2 separate regions of the Homo sapiens genome follow, and region 1 is linked to region 2. A link is a loop called in an ENCODE intact Hi-C map of the cell type or tissue named here. Cell type or tissue: heart left ventricle. All regions are shown on one strand. Links, peaks and the distances in the headings refer to the core of each region. The heading gives the core; the rest is flanking DNA. Region 1 overlaps MAN1A2 (mannosidase alpha class 1A member 2). Region 2 has its middle 66 kb from the start of TENT5C.

The links. A loop is a pair of places that touch in the nucleus more often than their neighbours do. Peaks named below come from ENCODE experiments on the same cell type or tissue, not always from the same donor. Only the 100,000 strongest peaks of a DNase experiment are listed, where the experiment ranks them.
Region 1: a loop joins it to region 2, with 4 times the contacts of the local background. A loop is called at or near these places in 14 of 110 quality-filtered maps.

The regions. Positions count from the first base shown.
Region 1 is chr1:117,507,131-117,517,421 of GRCh38, reverse strand. The region is part of intron 12 of MAN1A2 (mannosidase alpha class 1A member 2); the gene reads right to left. Among named protein-coding and RNA genes, the nearest start is that of TENT5C-DT, 93 kb to the left of the region's middle. In heart left ventricle, for the core only: a CTCF peak has its summit at 4,515 (motif pointing left); no DNase peak of the experiment used is centred there.
Region 2 is chr1:117,666,874-117,677,164 of GRCh38, reverse strand. No RefSeq gene overlaps it. Among named protein-coding and RNA genes, the nearest start is that of TENT5C, 66 kb to the right of the region's middle. In heart left ventricle, for the core only: a CTCF peak has its summit at 4,944 (motif pointing right); DNase peaks (open chromatin) are centred at 4,194 and 4,937; H3K27ac peaks cover 2,011 bases.

The DNA.
Region 1 (10,291 bases), core at 3,384-5,883, 160 kb after region 2:
GAATAGAGGGAACATAGTTATCATAAATATTTTAACTGTCATTGTCTACTAATTCTAACATCTTTATCAGTTCTAAGTTGGTTTTATTTTCATAATTATTGATCACATTGTACTGCCTCTTGGCATGCATGGTAATCTTTGACTAAGATGCTAGACATTACAGATTTTACTTTGTTGGGTGGTAGTTATTTTTATATTCCTTTATATAAACCTTGAGTTTTGTTCAGGGATGTAGTTAGATCACTTAGAAACAGTCTGATCCTTTCAGGTCTTGCTTTCATTATTTGCTACATAGGTCCAAAGCAGCAGGTTATTCCCCACTATTGAGGCAGGACCTTCCTGAGTACTCACTCTACCCAGTGCCACTTGAATATGAATTTTTACAGTCTGGTTGCTGGTAACAGGCACTGTTCCTGCAACCCTATGTGGCCCTGTGTGAGTGCCAGAAACTGCTGCCTTTAATCCTCTAGGATGATTCTTTCCCTCACCTCAGGTAGGTTCTTCACATGCATGTGATGATCAGCACTCTGCTGAACACTCCAGTGCATTCCCTTGGTTATTTCTCTCTGCAGCTCTCTTCTCTCTGGTACTGTCCTGTGAATTCTAGCTACCTTAGTTTCCCCACACTCACAGCTTCATCTCCTCAGGGAGCACGCTGGGCTTTGTCTCAAGTCCCCTCCCTGTATCATGTCCTGGAAACTCTATCAAGACAGCTGGGGCAATTACAGGGCTTACTTCATTTGTTTCCTGTTTCTCAGAGATTACTGTCCTTCATTGCCTCCTGTCTGGTGTTTCAAAACCATTATTTCACATATATTTTGTCATTTATTTCAGGCAGAAGGGTAAATCTGGTTCCATCTTTAGAGTAAGCAGAAGTTCCACTCATCCATTGTGAGAGACTGTGTCAAACAATTTGCTGAATGCCATGTAATTATGTTCATGGAATCCCCTACTCTCAAGTCTATTATTAATCCAATCCAAAAAGAACATTAGATGGTCCAGCAAGAACTTGTTCTTAGAAATCCTTTCTGATTCTTCATGATGACTAGTTCCTTTCTGTCTTCATACCATGACTTCCTAGAATTTTGTGAAAATGGACATTAAATACATCTATATTTTCTTCAATCCAACTGCATTTGTAGTAGCAATTTAAAATAATCAGTTACTTTTCTTCCTTTGGGGTTCTAGTTTCATCTTAGCCATATTTGTTTACCTGGAATATAATCTGTTATTTTAAATTACTGCAAGAATCCAAATAAATTATATATCAAGATACTATTTCAAATGTGATTTTGCAATTAATATTAATATTTTAGGAATAATGGAGGGAAGCAGTGGGATAGGAAAAAGATAATTTTAAAGAAGGGAAAAGTTGGATTGAAGGGGTTAGAGGAGAGGAGGTTGGAGTTAAAGTATGAGTGCTTTGCATTTTATCTTATAATTCCCTTTTTAGCATGCCATTGCTTTCCTTATATTTTTTTTATTGTGGTAATAAACACATGACATAAAGTTTACCATCTTCACCATTTTTCAGCGTATAGTTCAGTAGTATTAAGTATATTCACACTGTTCTTTGCAAAACTAAAACTCATTTCCATTCCCCTCCCCAGGTCCCTGGTAACCAACATTCTACTTTGTTTCCATAAATGTGACTACTTTAGAGACCTCATAGAAGTGGAATCACCCCATATTTGTCTTTTTATGGCTGACTTATTTCACTTAGCATAATGTCCTCAAGGGTCATCCATGCTGCTTCCCTGATTTTGATTCTAGAGCTCTTATTTCCTACTACTTCTCCTAGTGAATGTACTTTAGTCGGTCTAGTTTCTTTAGTGTTTTTTTAAAGGTATTTTTTCAGGCTGAATCCTTCTTTTCACAAAGCTACTTTCTGTTTTACCCCACCTATTAACATCTTACTAATTCAGCATCATTTTAGTCTTTCTTCATGACTACTCTGGCCTGCACCAAAATTCCCTTCTCTGAATTTCTAAAACATTTATTTTCTATTTAGCACTGAATACAGTTGTCCCTCAGTATCTATGGGGGATTGGTTCCAGGACCTCTCGCAGATACAAAAATCCTTGAATGCTCAAATCCTTGATATAAAATGGTATAGTATATTCATATAACCAATGCATATGCTCCCACATACTTTAAATCTATGTAAATAGTTGTTATATTGCCTAGGGAATAATGACAAGAAAAAGGTATATACATGCTCAAAACAGATGTAATTTTTAAAAAACTATATCTTCAATCCATGTTTGGTTGAATCCATGAACCCATTGACATGGAGGGCCAACTGCATATATACTTTGTACTTTTATTAAATTTGTCCATGCCTAAAGGTAAGAGATTTCTAAACCAGACTCCAAGCTATTTATGGGTAGAGTATACATTTCATATACTTTAATTCTCAAATACAACTCTGAGAAAGCAGGTACTTATAAGTACATATTGATTTGACTTAGCTTGTCTCCAGGAGTAAGTGAGCAGAAAACAGCAGAATAGGGGACTTGATGCTACTCTTTTCATCCAGCTGGAAAAACAGTTCTCTCATGGTAGGAGGCTAACTTCAAGATCCAGTTGCAGACAAGATAAAAGATAAACAAAGGAAATAGTGGCTTTGTTTTTCAGTCTTCTCTAACCGTTTTTTCCCCTCATCTGAGAATCCTCACCCACAATGATCCCACTGATTCTCTCTCTCCAAAATATATTACTTAGTCACTTGTGCTCAGAAATTTAAAAGTCATACTACTATTGATGTTTTATGGACAAAGCCACTAACAGAGTTGTCTCTGAACTTACTTCAAAACCTTGCTCAGGGAATTTGCTTTAATAGTCTGATAGCTAGCTAACTGTGCATTCATTTGCTTATACTGAGAATAACTTCATAAGCAAATGAAGATAACAACAGCAGTAAAAAAGAGAATTAAAACTATGAGAGGATACGACAATAACATCAGTACCAATACCTATTCTGGATAATTTACTAGTTTTCCCCTCCCTTTGGCCCCCAGTATTTTATAAAACTTTCTTTTTCTTCTTTTTTTTTTTTTTGAGATGGAGTCTTGCTGTGTCCCCCAGCTGGAGTGCAGTGGCATGATCTTGGTTCACTGCAACCTCTGCCTCCCGGGTTCAAGTGATTCTCCTGTCTCAGCCTCCTAAGTAGCTGAGATTACAGCCATGCACCACCATGCCCGGCTAATTTTTGTATTTTTAGTAGAGACGGGGTTTCACCATGTTGGCCAGGCTGGTCTCGAACTCCTGAACTCAGGTGATCCACCCGCCTTGGCCTCCCAAAGTGCTGGGATTACAGGCATGAGCCACTGTGCCCAGCCTGTAAAACTTCCAAACATAGAAATGTTGGAAGAATTTTACAGTGAAGTGCACATATACTTACCTCCTAGAGGTAAGCTGGTATCACAAATTGGTATCAAGTTGGTATCACAAATCTATTACTCTATTCATTTATTACTAGCTTTCTTTACAATACTACAATATGTTCCCTTAGAAAAAGTAGCTAAGTTAGCAAACCAAACTAAATATCAAGAATAACTTGCTTAGTAAAATTGTTTGCAAAGGAAGAACTAGAAGACAATGAAATTTTTTAAAAAGCCAGACAAACTTAGGGCAATAAACTGCAGGCAACAATATTTACCTGAGTTTTGAGAGAAAAACTGTTGCCACAAATTTTAGCTCCTACATTTCTGCTTTTAGAAGCACCAGATTAAAAACATTTAGAATTTTTATTTAATAAATAGCAAATTATTTTATAATATTTATTTAATAATAGTAAATTAGATGAAATTACTTTTAAGGGATGAATTTGAAAATTACTAGAAAGAAAAAATTAAGAGCAAGATTAAGTGTAGCCAAATGGTAAACAATTCTTTTTTTCTGATTCCTTTCAAAAACACATGATTAACGGACCATCAAAAAGTGAATGGACAAATAAAATGTGGTATATCCAAACAAGAGCATAATACTCATCAATAGAAAGGAATGAACTATTGATAAATGCAACATGGATTAACCTAAAAAATATTATGTAAAAAAAACCAAACATAAACGTTATTGTGGTGAAAGCCACGTAACATAAAATTTACCACCTTAACCATTTTAAAGTGTACAGTTCAGTAGTGTTGAGTATATTCACATTGTTTACCTTGTAAAACTCAAACTCTATACCCCTTAAACAATGATTATCCTTTACCTCCTCCCTAATACTGCATGATTCAAATTATATGAAATTTCACAAGCAGCAACCTATAGTGACAGAAAGCAGATTAGAGTTTGGGGGTGGGTAGAACTGACTGCCAAATTAGAATGGAAATATTCCATGCATCAAGTAAGGCTGATGTTTACCCAGGCTTAAACATTTGCCAAAATGCAATAAACTGTACACTTAACATATTTCAATAAAGCTGATTTTAAAAGTTTTTTTAAAAAGACTAATGAACAAGGATGGAGAAGAATAGCCTTATTGTGTATTGCTACATTAGTAAAATTTGGGTTGTAGCTCCCTCTACTGTAGCAAAAGAAATTGGCAAGCATATTTCAAAGATTAAATTTTTGAAACTGGAAAAATGCTTATATTAAATAGTAGAAGTGAAATTCACTTTGTGTGTTCCTACGTGTGTGTGTGTGTGTGTGTGTGTGTGTGTGTGTATCCCAGTGCCTAATATTTAGATTGCATTGTATTAGGACATAGGAAGCACTTAAAAATGTAAAGACCACGGTTCTGGTCTTCCAGTATACCTATTTGAAGAGACTGAACTACATAAATACAGCAGTTAAGCAAAGACTTGCCCACCTGACTTTATGCTAGGTTCTCTGCCAGTATAGTTAATTTCTTAATCCCTAATTGTCTCCATAAGTGTTTTACTGGGTCACAGATGTCAGTGGTTATCAAAGTGTGATTCCCCCAGACCAGCAGCATCAGCATCACCTGGGAACTTGTTAAAAACGCAAATTCTTAGGCCCCACTCTAGACCTATTTATCAGAAACTCAACAGAGCCCAGCATCCCATGTTTTAAGAGGCCTTCCAGGTGATTCTGATGTACACTCAGGTTTGAGAACCACTTTTCTAGGTTACCAACTTTGTGTAACTTCTAACAACAATTAGTTGGTACTGTTTCTGCTTTTCTCCTTTATGTGGGCATCTGGACCTTTGACTCTCTACTGAAAACAAATCCGCAGCCCTGACATCCTCAGCTTTCACATTTTGCCTTGGGTCCCTTCTTCTTGCTTTATCAATTCTTTGACTCATTATCAGACACCTCCTAAAACTAAGTGAATTCTGAGATCAAGCTCTAAGCCCCAACCAGGAAATAAAGTAGGTCTATTATTCTCTTCTCTTTCCCCCTCCTACTCTTATTATATACAAGATCTTATAAAATTGCTGGGGTTTTTTAGCTGTCTCCTTTGAAATGAAATGATTCAATCCTTTATTCAGCAAACATTTAATACTGAAATACATAGTATATGAGTGGCCCTACCGTAGATACTGCGGATAAAACAATAACCCAAATATACAAAAATACTGTAAACTCTTCATGTAGTTTATATTCTAATTGGGGAATGCTTAAGAAAATTATGTGCTATGTTGGAAGATAGGTGCTATGAAGAAAAGTAAAGCAGGGAAAAGTAAGAGGGAGTAAGGGAACAATTTGAAATTGTATACAGGATGATCAGGTAATGCCTTAAACACAACTGATAAAATGATATAATTAAAAACTAAAGAGGGATCAGAGTAAAGATGCAAATAGCCAAGTTCTTTTCTTGCCTAACAGACTAAAAATTTATCAACAAATTCAATACATATTTACTGAGTGCCTCATGTGCTAGGTGCTGGGGAGATCATAGTAGTTAAAAGGAAAAAGTCCCTACGGCTATGAGGCTTACATTCTACTGGAAGATAGATTAAAAAAAAAAATCCATCTAGGCTGAGCATGATGACTCATACCTGTAGTCCCAGCACTTTGGGAGGCTAAGGTAGAAGGATTGCTTGAGCCTAGGAGTTCAAGACCAACCAGGGCAATTAGCAAGACCCGCATCTCTACCAAACAAGAACACCACACACCTATGTCAGATGGTGATATGGATTGGCTCTGTGTCCCACCCAAATCTCATCTCGAATTGTAATCCCCATAATCCCCATATGTAGAGGGAGGGATGTGGTGGGAGGTGACTGGATCATGGGGGTGGTTTCCCCCATATTGTTCTCCTGATAATGAGTGAGTTCTCATGAGATCTGATGGTTTTATAATGTTTGACAGTTCCTCTTTCACATGCTCTCTTTCCTGCCACCACGTAAGATGTGCCCACCTCCCCTTCTGCCACGATTTAAGCTTCCTGAGGCTTCCCCAGTTATGCAGAACTGTGAGTCAATTAAACCTCTTTTCTTCATAAATTACCCAGTCTTGGGCAGTTCTTTATAGCAGTGTGAGAATGGACTAATACAGATGATGTTAGTGTTATGAAGAAAAATAAAGGAGGGCAAGGACAGAGAATAATGAAGGGTTTGGATAATACACATAGGGCATATTTTTACAGGCAGGCACTCAAAACAGCATAATTATAAGTTAGGGGGAGAGTGAATGAAATTTTTAGGATGTAAGTTATTTTATGTCAGGATTATTTTACATTCATTGATGCAGCCCTAGCATACAAAACAGCTGGCACACATCAGGCACTTAACAACAAACATTTGTTGGATAAATCATTTCATATATTACATTTGTATTGTTTATATATTTTAATCACTATTTACTTAGTAGAAAAAGAGCTCACATCTTGATAAAGAACAAAGAGGTGGAATTAAGGATTCCAGAAAGCACTAGTTTAAAAGGATGAGCAAACACTGAAACTGTCATTCCATTTACTTCCTAAGAATCTGATTGTTTGACTTTTCATCTGTGTTCTTAACTTACAGAAAACAAGTTTTAAGTGATTTACTCTGTTGTCTAAGATTTACTTAAAACAAAAGGTTTGTTCATTCAAATCTTACTACACATTATCAGGTAGTGCCTAAATGTCTCCATACTTCTCAGAATACCCATCTGATTTTAACCATTTCTAATTAATTTTCTGAAACTCTCTGAGAAGTTTTCTGAAAAGTTCGCTCTCTCAGCTTATTTTGCTTAATTATAGTTATGTCAAATGCACATGCCACTGCCCTAGTCATCCATTTTACTTCTAGGAATCTAACCAACATTTATCTTCACACAGGGAGCAGAGATATATGTAAAAGGACATTCACTGAAGCACTGTTTATAAGAGCAAAAAAACAGAACCAAGTTCTATATCTAACAATAGGGTACTGATTAAACAAATTATAAAACATTCCTCAGTGGATTTATATATGCCAATATGGAAACCTTTCCTAGATAAAAAGGTGGAAATGCAAGTTTCAGAATAATAGGTATATATAATCTTATATATGGAGAAAAAAGGCTAAAGGATATATATTATATATATTTTTATATGTTTGCATATACCCAGAAAATTTCCAGAAGGCTATATCAAGAACTATTTAATAATTATTCTCTTTGGGAAGTGAGATTGGATGTGAGGCACAAAGAAACTCATTTTTTTTTTTTGTCATTTCTTCAGTTCTGCACTATTTAACTCGTTTTGCAATATCCACATGCTATTTTTATAATTCAAAAAAAGCTGTATTAAAAACAACTTGATTTTTTAGGAGCTACACATTATAGTGTTTAAACAACTGATTTTAATATGACAAGTGCTATGCTGTTATGTATATATAGCTCAACAAACACATTGATTGCATGCATGCTTGTTCTAACTCAAACACTAAACTAAAGCACTGAGAATATTAATATTTCACATAGACTATCAGGACAAATGAAGTACTGATAATACACACTTAAGGATATTTTAAGAATATACTTCCAAGTCGGGGCAGGGGCCACAGGTGGACCTTGCTTCCTTAACAACAACGAAAAAGAATATACTTCCAGTGTACTCTCACTTAGGGTGTTTGAAAGTGACTAGATTCTTACATCCTTGCCAACACCAGAACAAAAACTTTTAAATCTTAAGCAGTGTGAAAGTAAATAAAACATAGCATCTGATCTATTATTTCATTTATTTCTTACAAGTGGATCAAGCATTCTTCATGTGTTTACAGCCATTTCTTTTCTAAGAACTGCTACTACCTTTTTTAGTAGGCTTAGTATTTTTTCTTAATAATTTCTAATTTTAAGAAATGTTTTCCCAGTGTGCCATCTGTCTTTTACTTTACTTAGTGCTCTTTTTTTTGTACAGATGTTTTTTATTTTTATGTAATTGAATTCTCAATCTTTTCTTCAATGATCTTTGGGTTTTGTATCATGCCATCTTCATCCCTAGGGTTGAAAAAAACTTTCCAATTGTTTCATGATTTTATTTCTTTTTTTAATATTTAAAGCTTTGCTCTATAGAAACTTAGTTTTGGTACTTAGCAGTGATCCAGCCTATTTTTTTCAAAATAGAGTATTTTTAAAGATGTTTTTAAATATTTACAGAGACAAAAACAAAAAGTATTTTTAAAAACTAAAATAACTTCAATTAAGCTAAACTACAGTTCACATTTTGATATTGTTGAAATACTATTAACATGTTCATCTATGTGTTACGTATGCACATGTGGACTTAATAGCCCACTTAATATTATACTGTGAAAAGTCTATAAAAATGCAATTGTTTTGGCTTCATGATACTATTGTGGATGTGCCATAATTTACTTAACCATTCAGCTATTATTGAACAAATAATGACTTATTTTTATAACAGCAATAAACATCTCTGTACATAAATCTTTGTCCATAACTCTGATTATTTAAGATTACTTATTCTTAAGTATATAAGTATATATAAGAATATAAGACATATTCTTATATAGCTTTCCAGAATTTTACTATATTCAAAGTTTGAATTTCAAGAGATACGGAGGAAAAAAGCACACAAGCAAGAGACACAGACATAATTTCTGCCCCAGAGACTCTGATACCAGTGAAAGTAGACATACTGTGGTGATAAATTTGATCTTAATTTTATGCTATTTCTCTTTCCTTTAATAACAAATTTGTTAAGACTATGTTTCCAACTTGTGATTTCTGAGCTGCCTAATGCCTGATATATATGAACTCAGAAAAAAATGGTTGAAATGTATCCTCAAAATGTATACTTTTCTCAGTTTATCAGATCTTTAAATAAATGTGCAACAGAATTGAGGTAAGGTGCAATGAAAATCTAATTCAAAGAAAGATCTAGGTGAATGGGTGTAGACACTAAGGTACATATATAAAATAATACACACCTTCAAAGTTTTTGATAAGAGGCTTATGACAGTAAATGGTATAAAGTGATAGAACCATAGAGAATCCACGTGGGAGATATTCATTCAGCAATTCAAGTGCTGCTACTAGAGAACCGCTCCTAGGAGTCTTGGTGTTCTATCTGCTAATTTCCTCGCAATTCTTTCAGCTTAAGAGACTTTTGACCAACTGCTATTTCACTGAATCCAATGAATAAGACAATCCTTGGAGGGACAAAAGCCATTATCAAAGAACATATTTCTCTTTCTTGCAGCTGGAGAGGGGACAGTAGTACCATTTAGCTCTTCTTACAAAACAATCAAGACTCCAACCAAGTGTCTTTAAACAAGTTCATATGTTAACTAAAAGCTATTCATGGCTTTTCTTTCTTACATGACTCCTCCCCTTATTTAAAAAGCAAGCTGACTTGTATTTATTAGTAATAATGCACCTAAAATCTTCAGCAACTAATTCTTGTCTCAAAATACTCAGAAATAAACAGTCTATACATTTAATCTTGAAGAAATCTCTCAGAGCCTCTGTCCTCCTCAATCTCAATACAGTATCCCTTTATCTTCCTTTCACTTCTTTCCTGTATTTATGTCTTCTTTTTTGGTTTATATCCAGTTTTCATGGAGCATATGTTCCAAAAACTTACTGAGAAAGAGGATTGGAAGTGGATTTTTGATACCTTACATGGCTAAAAACCCAGAATTCTAAGTTGGAATTAATTTTCTCTCATGAATCAACTGCTCCAATGCTTCTAGCTTTCATGACTGTTCTTGAGAGGTCTGAAGGCACTCTGAATCCAGATCTACGAGACTTTATTCTATTCTCTCTCCCTGTGGAAGCTGAGATCTTTCCTTTACCCCAGTGGTTTTGAAATTCCAAGGTGCTGTGCCTTGTTGTGGGTCTGTTTTCATCTTCTATGCTGGGATCTTGATGGTGTCTTTCAAGCTGGAAA
Region 2 (10,291 bases), core at 3,835-6,334:
AGGATCAGCATTTTTATGGACAAATCTCAGTCAGAGGGTCCCGCCTAGGTAAGACTTAGGAATGAAGAGAAAGAGGGGAGTCGCATGGCCTGTAGGGGTTAGGGGGAAACTCACTCCCAAGGAGACAGGTAGAAAGCAGCTAAGCAAACCAGATTTGTTCTGCCCAGATTCAGCAAGCAAGTTCAGTCACTCCCTTCCCTGGGGAAGCCCCAAGTAATGAGATGGAGACAGGCCAGAGTTGTTGCACTAATTGATCTCCCCACTTGGGGAGGAAACACCAAAACAGCTCTCATACTTCTTTTGTTACCCTGCACTACTGAAGGCTCTACTACCATTCGATTGCAGCCAAGGCCTGATGCTGGGGCCAGCAAGCCAGGAGCAAAGTGCCTACAGACGGAGTCCTTATCTCTGAAGTGAGGAGATTGGGCCGTTAAGTTCCCTTCCACCTCCGGCATCTGGTTTTAGAGTTCCAATGCAAAGTGCCTACCGAGGGTCCACTGGCATTTAAAGAGATCCATGGGTGGGCTCAGAAGGGGAAGGATGTTTGCAAATGGGGGTGTATGCAGATGTGTGTGCATCTTTCTGGGGAGATGATCCACAGTTTTAATAGGATTCTGGAGTGGGGCCCAAATCCCCCAGATCACTAATAAACACTCTTCCCTAAGTTGAAGGAACTGGATGCTTTGGCCTGAGACCTATCCTCATCCATTTGTAAGGGCAGTCATGTGAAAGAAGGCATACACTGTATTCTGCATAGCTTCCCAGCAAGAAATTGGAACCAACGGCTAAAATTTCAGGGAGGCCAATTTTAGCTCAATATAAGGACCAACTATTTTGAGTGATGTGAAAATAAAATAGATGGTTGCCCAGAACACTGAGTTCTTTGTCACTGAAGTATTCAATCAGTGGCTATCCTTGGTGTTGGAGTGTGAGACAGACTGATAGCCTTTTGAGTCAGGTCCAGCTGTGTACCGGACTGACTGAAGGAAGGCTGAGGGTTTCAGTGCCCTCTCAGATGAGAACAAAAGTGAGGAAAGAGAACAAGTGAAGCTGTGTCTCTCCTGTGGTTTGAATTATAGGCAGAAACCCGAGGTGTGGGGAGCTGCTTGAACTGATTGCTCTGGCCTTGTCATTCCCTCCAGTGGAAGGGGACATCTTCCACAGGTTTGCAGACCCTCAGAGCTCAAGTCTTCAATAATTTGGCAGGGGTCTGGACATTTCTGACTGTCTTCCACTGTCCTAAGCTGGGCTAGATGTGTACCCTGGTACCTGGAACCCACAAAATCTGCCTTTGCTTTTGCTCTTGTAGGCAACTTTTCTCAACTGTATTCTGTATAATATTATGTGACATGCTTATGGATTTTCTCCCAAAATTATTTTTGCAATATATGTCAGAAAAACATTATGTGGGTACTTATGTTAAATATTTTTAAGAATGGTTATACCACACAGAAAATGCCATCCTCCTAGAAGACCTGATGGAATTTCTAGAGACAACCTGAGCACTGGTGGAGCATTTACCACCTCAGGTTATGTTGACAGTCAGCTTATGGTCAATGATTACTGATATAACTTATGTATCTTGCCTTCAAATATGAATGCCTATTTTCTATTTAGTCAATATTCATTGTATGGTGTACTTTGTTTTATTCCACAGATGTTTGTTTCCTATGGATCGGTGGCTTAAAGAAGGAAAATTTTACTTAAAAAGGAGAGCCATATGGTTCTCAACCTATCTGAATCAAATAAGCAAATAGACATAATACTTCAAAGGAAAGGTGAACAGTCATGGCCTTTGATTTCTAAAAAGAAAAAAAGAAAGAAAGAAAAAAATGGAGGAGAGCTGCTGTTGGCAAAACAATGGTTTTGGAACAGCCTAATCAGAATTATCACAAAACTATCGCAAACTTGTTTCACAGAGGCAAACATTGCCTCTTATCCTGGTTTTCCTTATTTGTGAAGTTGCCACACCCTCGTTGGCCACCTGGAGGTAGCCAGCAAATCTCCAACAGGTGGAATGGGTCCTCCTGGGCTGGGGAGGCCTGCAGGCAGAGCAGAGTACACCCCGGCAACACTCGAGGAGCAGCCAGAGTGGTCTTTCCACCAGCAAACCTTCCCAGAGGGTCTCCTATGCAAGTCGGTAGCTGGGCTGTTTCCTTTTGACTCCAAGTGGGCTGAGCCCCTCATAGTGGAGGGAACCCAAACCTAGGAACCTGGCATCCGCCCAGATAAGCTTTGTAGGGTAAAAAAGTGGGACTCCCGTGGTGGGTGCCACTGTCACTCAACAGCCCCGCATTTTCTAGAGTGTGAAGCAGCAAGTCCACCTCCAGACTAGACAGAGCATTGGTGCTGTGCCAGAAGGAAGGGAGACAAGCCCTTCTGAAAAGTGTTTTGGGAGTGTAGAAGGCTAGTGGGGTGATGTGGGCCTGTGGAGGGAGCTCGAGAGACAGCTGAAAGAAGTGAGAAATTGTCAGCTTCCTTTTCTTGTCTTGGCAGGATCTTATTGTCTGAAGCACACAAGACTCCCATCCTCTGGGAGGACTGCGGTTGCTGAAGGAGAAACTCAACCCTGGTCCTGGCACTGACCAGCATGCAGCCCAGATTGCCTGGTTAGCAGGGCTTCAGCTGCTTTCATTCTCTTAACAACTTGGGGGTAAGGTGGATGGGGAAGGTGCCATCATCATCCTAGTTATGCTGCTGAGTCTTAGGGCTGTTGGAAACTTGCTCAAAGTCACATAGCTCGTAAAAGGCAGCGTCAGAGTCTGAAGTTGGATCTTCTCACTTCAAAGTCCAGACTCTTTCCAATATTCATGCTGCCTTGCTCACACACCCTAAAGAAGCCTGCTGGGCACCCTCCATTCATCAAGGAGGTCACTTTTTACGAATTGCTTTGTAAACCCTGGCATCTTTTTGTGATCTGTGTGACTGTTGATATATCTGTATGCCAGATGAGCTCATGGAAGCTCAGAGAGGTTCAAGGACAGGGACAGAGTCACAGAGCAAAGTCAGGGCTCAATTCAAATGTGTTCACCTGTTCTCAAGAATCCTGAAGAACACTGTTGTCAGAGGGTAAAGGGTTTCACCAGCCTCTGCCTCCGTTTTGACTTATGTGACCCATCTCTATGTTTTGTGGGTCTAATTTCTGGAAGGTTGAAAGGAAAGCAAAGTCAGTTTGATACATAGGAGGCTGAAAAGGGACCCACAGTGGTAACAATGATCCCAACAGCTCACAAACCTAGGGAGGTTTCTCCTGGATGGTCTAAAGACCATGGCTGTCTGTGGAGGGAAGAGATGGGAATGACTGTCCAGCCCAAGATAGGGCCAAAAAAGAAAATCTTAAAATATTTTCATTTTCTTAAAGGTTAACACAAGCCCATCAGACCGACCAGTTTTATAAAGAAAGTGGTCAAGCAGATAGTTTCACAATTTTTTTTTTTTAGCAGGACAAAAGAGACTTAATAAAGCAACAGTGATTCACTAAAAGAACCCCAAAAGGAGGTGAGTCATAACATTATATCCATAGCTGTGGGGTAACATACAAAGTAATCCCTTGAGCACTGGGTTTAGCATCGGAAGATAAGGACTGTGTGATCTTGTGTGAGTCACTTAACCTCTCTGAGCCTCAGGGTCCTCCTCCATAGACACTGTCCCCTCTTCAGAGAGTGATGGTGATGAGCACATGGACACACTCTGTGCTCCAGAGGAAAAGGTGAGTGCCATTGCAAACCATCCTAAACACTTTGTTCATGCCATCATTATAGCACTTCGTGCATTGCAGTGTAATTGTCTGTTTATTTCACTGAGTGTCTCCTCCCAATGAGGGACCCTACCATCTGCCACATTGTGGTGTTCAATGAATGTTTTTGGAATGAATGAATAAACGAATGAATAATCAAATGAATTAACAAATCTGAAAAGCATGATGCAGACTTCAGCATTTTTTTTTAACACAGATATACATGTGGGTCACAATGCAAGGAACTTTTTCCAAGCTTCTGGTCATACCCAGAAACATAAAAGCATGGAATATTCAAGACGCAATCAGAGGTGGCACAGAGTATGGAACACGCTTTCCTGCTGCTTTGGCACAAGCTTCACCCTAGTGAGGCTCAGTTGCCCTTCAAACATTGCCCCAGTGCTCCGTTCGCCGGCTATCTCAGACATACTGATGCACACTGGAGTGCCAGCAGTTGCCATTCCCGAGCTGGCTGAGGCCTGCGGTCCTGCCTCTCTATCCTGTCTCACAGATGGGAAAACCAGGGCCCTGGCAGGTGCAATGGCTTGGCCCAGCGATGGCTCAGGGTGCCCGACAACACACGCAGAACTCTCTCCATCCCAGCCCTGCTTCTCAGAGGGTACAAGGCAGTGAGCTAGGGGTACGAGAAGCCCTCAAGAGCCCGAAAATCAGGAATTATACAGATGATGCAGTAGAATGCAGGATTCACATTAATTCAGTAAACATTTACTGAGCGTCCATCATGTGACAGGCACTGGATTTTTAAGTTAAAATATGGGGGTTCACAACAATTTGCTGTTTGGGCCAGGCCACTCCAGAATAGGCCCCCATACCCAGGTTTTGTAACCATTCTGCTCTAGGGGAGGGATCTGAGCGGGGCTGCCCACCAGCCTGCTGACCACCTTGCCCATGTTCTCTCTATTCTGAGGGCTTCCTGCTCTGGTCTCCAGACCTCATTCTTGAAGAGTCACTCCTATCCTTCTCAGGTCTCTGCTGTTCTGCCTCCCGCCTCTGTGGCTGCAGCATCCAGGACCTTCTGCTTACTCAGGCCAAGGAGACAGTGCAGAGAGAGAAGGGAGATCTCTGTGACCCTGCACCAGGGCCAGCCTCTGCACTTCCCTTCTGCCTGGCAGCTGCCCAAGACTTTGACCCAAAGGCTCCCCCTCCACCCCATTGTTCTGTAGCCCTTGGAAGCCCATGGCACAGAGCTGAGCGGCAGGGGGCACCCCTGTGCGTCATTGTGCTCCAAGCAAAGACAATTTCCTAGGGAAGGCTGGAAGACAGACAGAGCCAAGCAAGCCCTTCTGTCCAGACAGAGCAGAAAATAGAAACTGCCAGGAGAGGAACCAGACACAGAGGCAGGGTGGAGCAAGAGGAATTGTCTGGAGACTCCTCTTCTTGGCTAATTGCTTTGAGTCTACACGTGGTTCAAGGCTGGACATATGGCCAAGCTGGGAGGGGCCTCAGTGACCATCCGGTCCACGCCTTCATGTCACAGATTGGGAGGCCATGGACCAGATAGGGGAGGGGATCTGCCCAAAGCTGCACAGCAAGTTACACAGGGCAGGACTAGAACCCACTGGGCCCAGGCTCTGGTGTGTATTTGGGCTGGCTGTCCTGGTGTCTGAGAGCACAGTCTTCCCCTCCCTATATTCTCCTCACTGCTCACCCTGCTCTCTGCCACTGCTGGAAAAGCAGCATTTCAGAAGGCATTTTAGAAATCTAGACCCAGTTGGTCCTGATCCACTCATGTGTCAGAACCCAGAGTTCAACCACTGTTGGGAGGTTTCAGCACGCAATTCTGTGAATCCTAACCCTGGGCCCAGGGCGTTCGGCCTGAGGTGTGACCTGTCTCTGACTGTTCCAGGAGATTTCTCCTGGTCAGGGGGACCTGAGATATAACCAGAGCACACTGAGGCATGAGGTGCCGTGGCAGCATCGTGCAGCGCCGTGTGGGCAAAGCATTGAGGAAGGCTCTCAGGCCAGCAGAGCTTTCTGAAAGGGACTTTGCCTTGGACTCTGATTTAAAGCCTCTCCTCCTGGACCAGTATTATAACAACCATCCATTCCTGTTCTTCGGGTTTGATGAGAATGGAAGAAAAAGAATGAAGGGAGAGAAGTGAAAGTCTCTGGGTTTTCATTGCCGCTGTGTCGTTTATGAGCTACGTGACCCTGGGCCAGTCCCTTCCCCCTCTGGCTTCTTTTTCCTCATTTGTTAAATGAAAGGGTGGTCCGAATGACTCTGCTGATCCTTCCCTTCCTGAGACTCTCTGACTCACGGGAACTCGAGAAAGTCCTGCCCCACACCCAAAGGCCCAAGACTTTCCCTTTGAGTGGCTTCCCTCTGTGGCATTGATCTCAGAATATTTAACCACAGGAGTCCTTGCCCCTTGAGTGTGGAGCTGAAGGATGAGCGCCACTTAACAGAGCAGGAAAACCATCCTATAAAGAGAAACAGGAGAGACTCCTTACTTTTTACCTACTCTCATCATTTCAAAAAGAGCACGCAGCTCCTGGTGGCACCAAGATACCGAAACTAAACCAGCGTTATCTGTGGGGCATAAGATTTATTTTTATTGTATATCAAGGGCTTCAGAAAAGAAACAACTTAGCTTTTTGATACTGAGGAAATTCTGTATCTAATTGTAGGTGCTATTTTCCCCTCATTCTTATCAGTGAAACTCTTTTTGGTACACAGAGTATAAGTTGCACTTTGATGCAGACATGTTCTTCCTATCCATGCTTCATTGCACTGAATGCATCTCACACTGCCCTTGGCCAGGAGCCCTTGTGCAGGGCACAGCCTGCATCACTGTCTATGGCAGCCCTGGTTCGTAGGGTGGCCTGTCTCATGCTTTCTTTAAACAAAAGTCTAACTTCCCTTTTCTTACATCTTGGCCCTGGTAGCTGAGACAGAAAACTTTAAGAGTTTAATTCCTAGCTAGGCGTGGTGGCTCACGCCTGTAATCCCAGCACTTTGGGAGGCCGAGGCAGACGGATCACCTGAGGTCAAGAGGTTGAGACCAGCCTGATCAATATGGTGAAACCCTGTCTCTACTAAAAATACAGAAATCAGCTGAGTGTGGTGGCGCATGCCTGTAGTCCCAACTACTCGGGAGGCTGAGACAGGAGAATTGCTTGAACCTGGGAGGTGGAGCTTGCAGTGAGCTGTGATCACACCACTGCACTCCAGCATGGGCGACAGAACAAGACTCCATCTTAAAAAAAAAAAAAAGAGTTTAATTCCTCAGTTTAAGTGGCTCATTTAAGATGCATGGTCATCCTCTGCCCACCCACCATCAGAGGCAGAAAAGAAATAGTCTTTGCAAAGAACACGACCACATCCACAGAAAAGCAGCTCTTTCTGTAATGCCTGGACTTACCTAGATCTGAAACCTCTTTTCCTTCTTTCCCTCTACCTCTATCCTGAGCACCATGTATCAGTCAGCTTCTGCTGCAAAGTTCCCAGGTGAAAAGTCATCTGTACCTCAATGACATACAATAATAAACTTTACCACTTCTGTGCTTCGGGTCAGTCAGGCAGCTTTGCTGATTTGGGCTGGACACATCACGTGTGAGGGGCTGCGGGCTGTTGGCTGATCTAGGCCACCCTTGGCAGAGGCAGCTGGGGAGATCGCGCACTGCTCCCTGGTCTCTCACCTCCAACAGGCTGGCTCGGGTGCATTTTCATATCTATGACAGAGGCTCAAGAGAGAGCCCTGGAAACGCTCAATGCCCCTTGAGGCCTAGGCTCAGAACTGGCACACTGACCCTTTGCTTCATTCTGCATGCCAAAGCAAGCCCTGCAGAGTAGGGAAATAAATACTGTGCTTTTATGGGAAGAACTCCAAAGTTACATGGCAAACGGCTTGCAGACAGGGAAGGGTAAAAAATTGAGGACATGAATGCTCTCAGCCTCCCGTGTCCCCATCCCCTCCTATGTGTTTTCCAGTCAGAAGACCTCTCCCCTGTATCTTCCACTGCTCCCTCTGTACTTGGTCAGACCCAAAACCAATGTATGTTTAATTCTTTCCTATCTTAAGAAAAAAGTATTACATAGCCCCCTTAAGCATTTATCATCCTGTATCTCCTTCCTTTCTTCTTTAGATAATTTATTCTAAGAATATAAAACATAGATGTATATAAGAAGAATATAAAATACAGAAGCATTGTTCCTAACAGTGTAACTGGAAGTAATGGAAACATCAGAAGCGGGGGACAAACTTAGCCAACTGCTACTTGAGGTGGGTGAATGTTCATTATGTAGACCTTATAAATGATTTATGCAATAATGTTTAAAAAGCTGCATGAGATAAAGTTAATTCAAGAAATAAGATATGGACCACACATATAAGCCCATTATAACTCTGTTAGCAAAAAGCTCTACCATGTAAAACTGGTGGAATCTGAATAAGATCTGGGGATTGGACCAATGTCACTTCCCTGGCTTTGAGGCTGTATTATACACATGTAAGATGTCCCCATTGGGGAAAATTGAGTGAAGGGTACACAGGACATCTCTGTACTGTTCTTGCAGCTTTCTGTGAATTTATAATCATTTCAAAATAAAAAGTTTTTTTCAATCCCCAAAACTTACAGAGAAAGAAGTTTAAAAAAATAGTTACATTATGTGATAGAAATATGAGTGATTTTCTATTTTGTCTAAATTTTTCATTTTTTAAAAGTTATCATGCAAGGGAGAAACCTTTTTTTTCTTTTCTTTTTTTCTTTTTCTTTTTCTTTTTTTTTTTTTTTTTTTTTTTTTTGAGACAGGGTCTTGCTCTGTTGCCCAGACTGGAGTTCAGTGATGATCATGGCTCACTGCAGACTCAACCTGCCAGGACCCCAAATAGTTAAGCCTTCAGACACACACCACCATGCTCACATAGATGTTGGGGGTCTCTCTATGTTGCCCGGACTGGTCTCAAATGCTTGGCCTCAAGTGATCTTCCTACCTCAGCCTCCCAAAGTGCTGGGATTACAGGCATAAGCCACTGCATCTGGCCAACTTCCCACTGTATTTTTTAAGAAAGAAATCCTAGATTCCCTCAGCCAGCTCTGAGCTCACTGTCCCTGGGCACAGGGCCTCTCATGGCCTCCCACTGTGGCCATTTTTAAAACTTCCCTTGGCCATCTGCTTGCCAGAGAACGCACTTCTTGAGGACAGGAGCTATATCTTAGTCACCTTTGTGCATCTCCTCTTCTCCCCTCTTACAAAACTTACTCATATTGAACAAATGTGTATTGAACCAAAAAATCTGCTGGATACTGGTGATCAAAAACCAAATACATCAAGATACATGGAAGAGTTCAAGCCCATAGACAGATGCCTGTTTAATACAACACAATCAGCCAGGCCCAGCGGCTCACATCTGTGATCCCAGTACTTTAGAGGCCGAGGCAGGAGGATCACTTTAGCCCACAAGTGTGAGGTTGCAGTGAGCTATGATCACACCACTGCACTCCAGCCTGGGCCACAGAGGGAAGTTGTATCTCGAAAAAAACAAAAAATACAACACAGTCAAGCCACATAAAAGATGTGCAAGGGATAGTGGGAGTGCAAAGAAGGTACAGAGAAGGTGCCTTGGGTTGCAGGGAAGTCTTCATAGAGGAGATGACACGAGTTCACCAAGGGGTGAGTAGAAGTTGGGAGGAGGCCAAGTCAGAAGAGCATCTTCTAGACAAAAGGATGGCCTTGAACAAAAATGCAGAGAAATAGAAGAACACAGTGGGTGTTACAAACCCATCATCTTCATCCTGGGGATATTTTCCTGTTAAGAAAATATTTTCCAGCATAAACTCTGTTGAGCCAATTTATTTCCTTCATCAATTTTCTAATGCAAGGCAATTCAATAGTTTCCTATTTTTTTGACTTTCACTTTTATGTTATCAGAATTATTTTTGCCATCTATTCTTTTCTTCCTTTGGCATTGTATAGTACCAGTTTCACTGGTTGATCTGTTTGTTTTGTTCACACCAAATTGTACTGAATAAAGCTTTTTTCATGGTGATAGATGTACATAGGCCTTTAATTCTTCCAACTTTGACTTTCCTGGGTCAAATTTTATATCAATCAATATAGTCTAGAATCTTATTATTTTACACATCTTTTGGTTAAAAAACAATATTTTATCAAGTATACTTTTCGCCACTCTCACTTTTTTAAATTTCATTTTGATTATTCTACCAGCAAGATGCATTGTGAATTAGGTAGACTACTGAGCAGTTTTTGTTTCTTAGATTATCCGTGAGAAAATGCAGTGAATGTGTGAGACCCAGCAAGCCAGGCTGACAAATGGAGAGGAAATGCACAAGAGGTGACATGACTAAGAGAGACATGGAAAGGCGGCAGCGCTCCTGGCACGCTGTCTGCCAAGCACCAACACGGGGCTCCCACTGCCCTCAAGGGCCAAAGCATGATGGGGAGAAAGGCCTCGGGATCTAAATGATGAGATAAATGGGTAGGGTCAACGAAGCAGAGCCAAGGCATCCTGCCATGAGCATGGCATGTCAAGGAAAGGGGGAGAGGTTCACTATTGAGGAATTTGAAGTGCA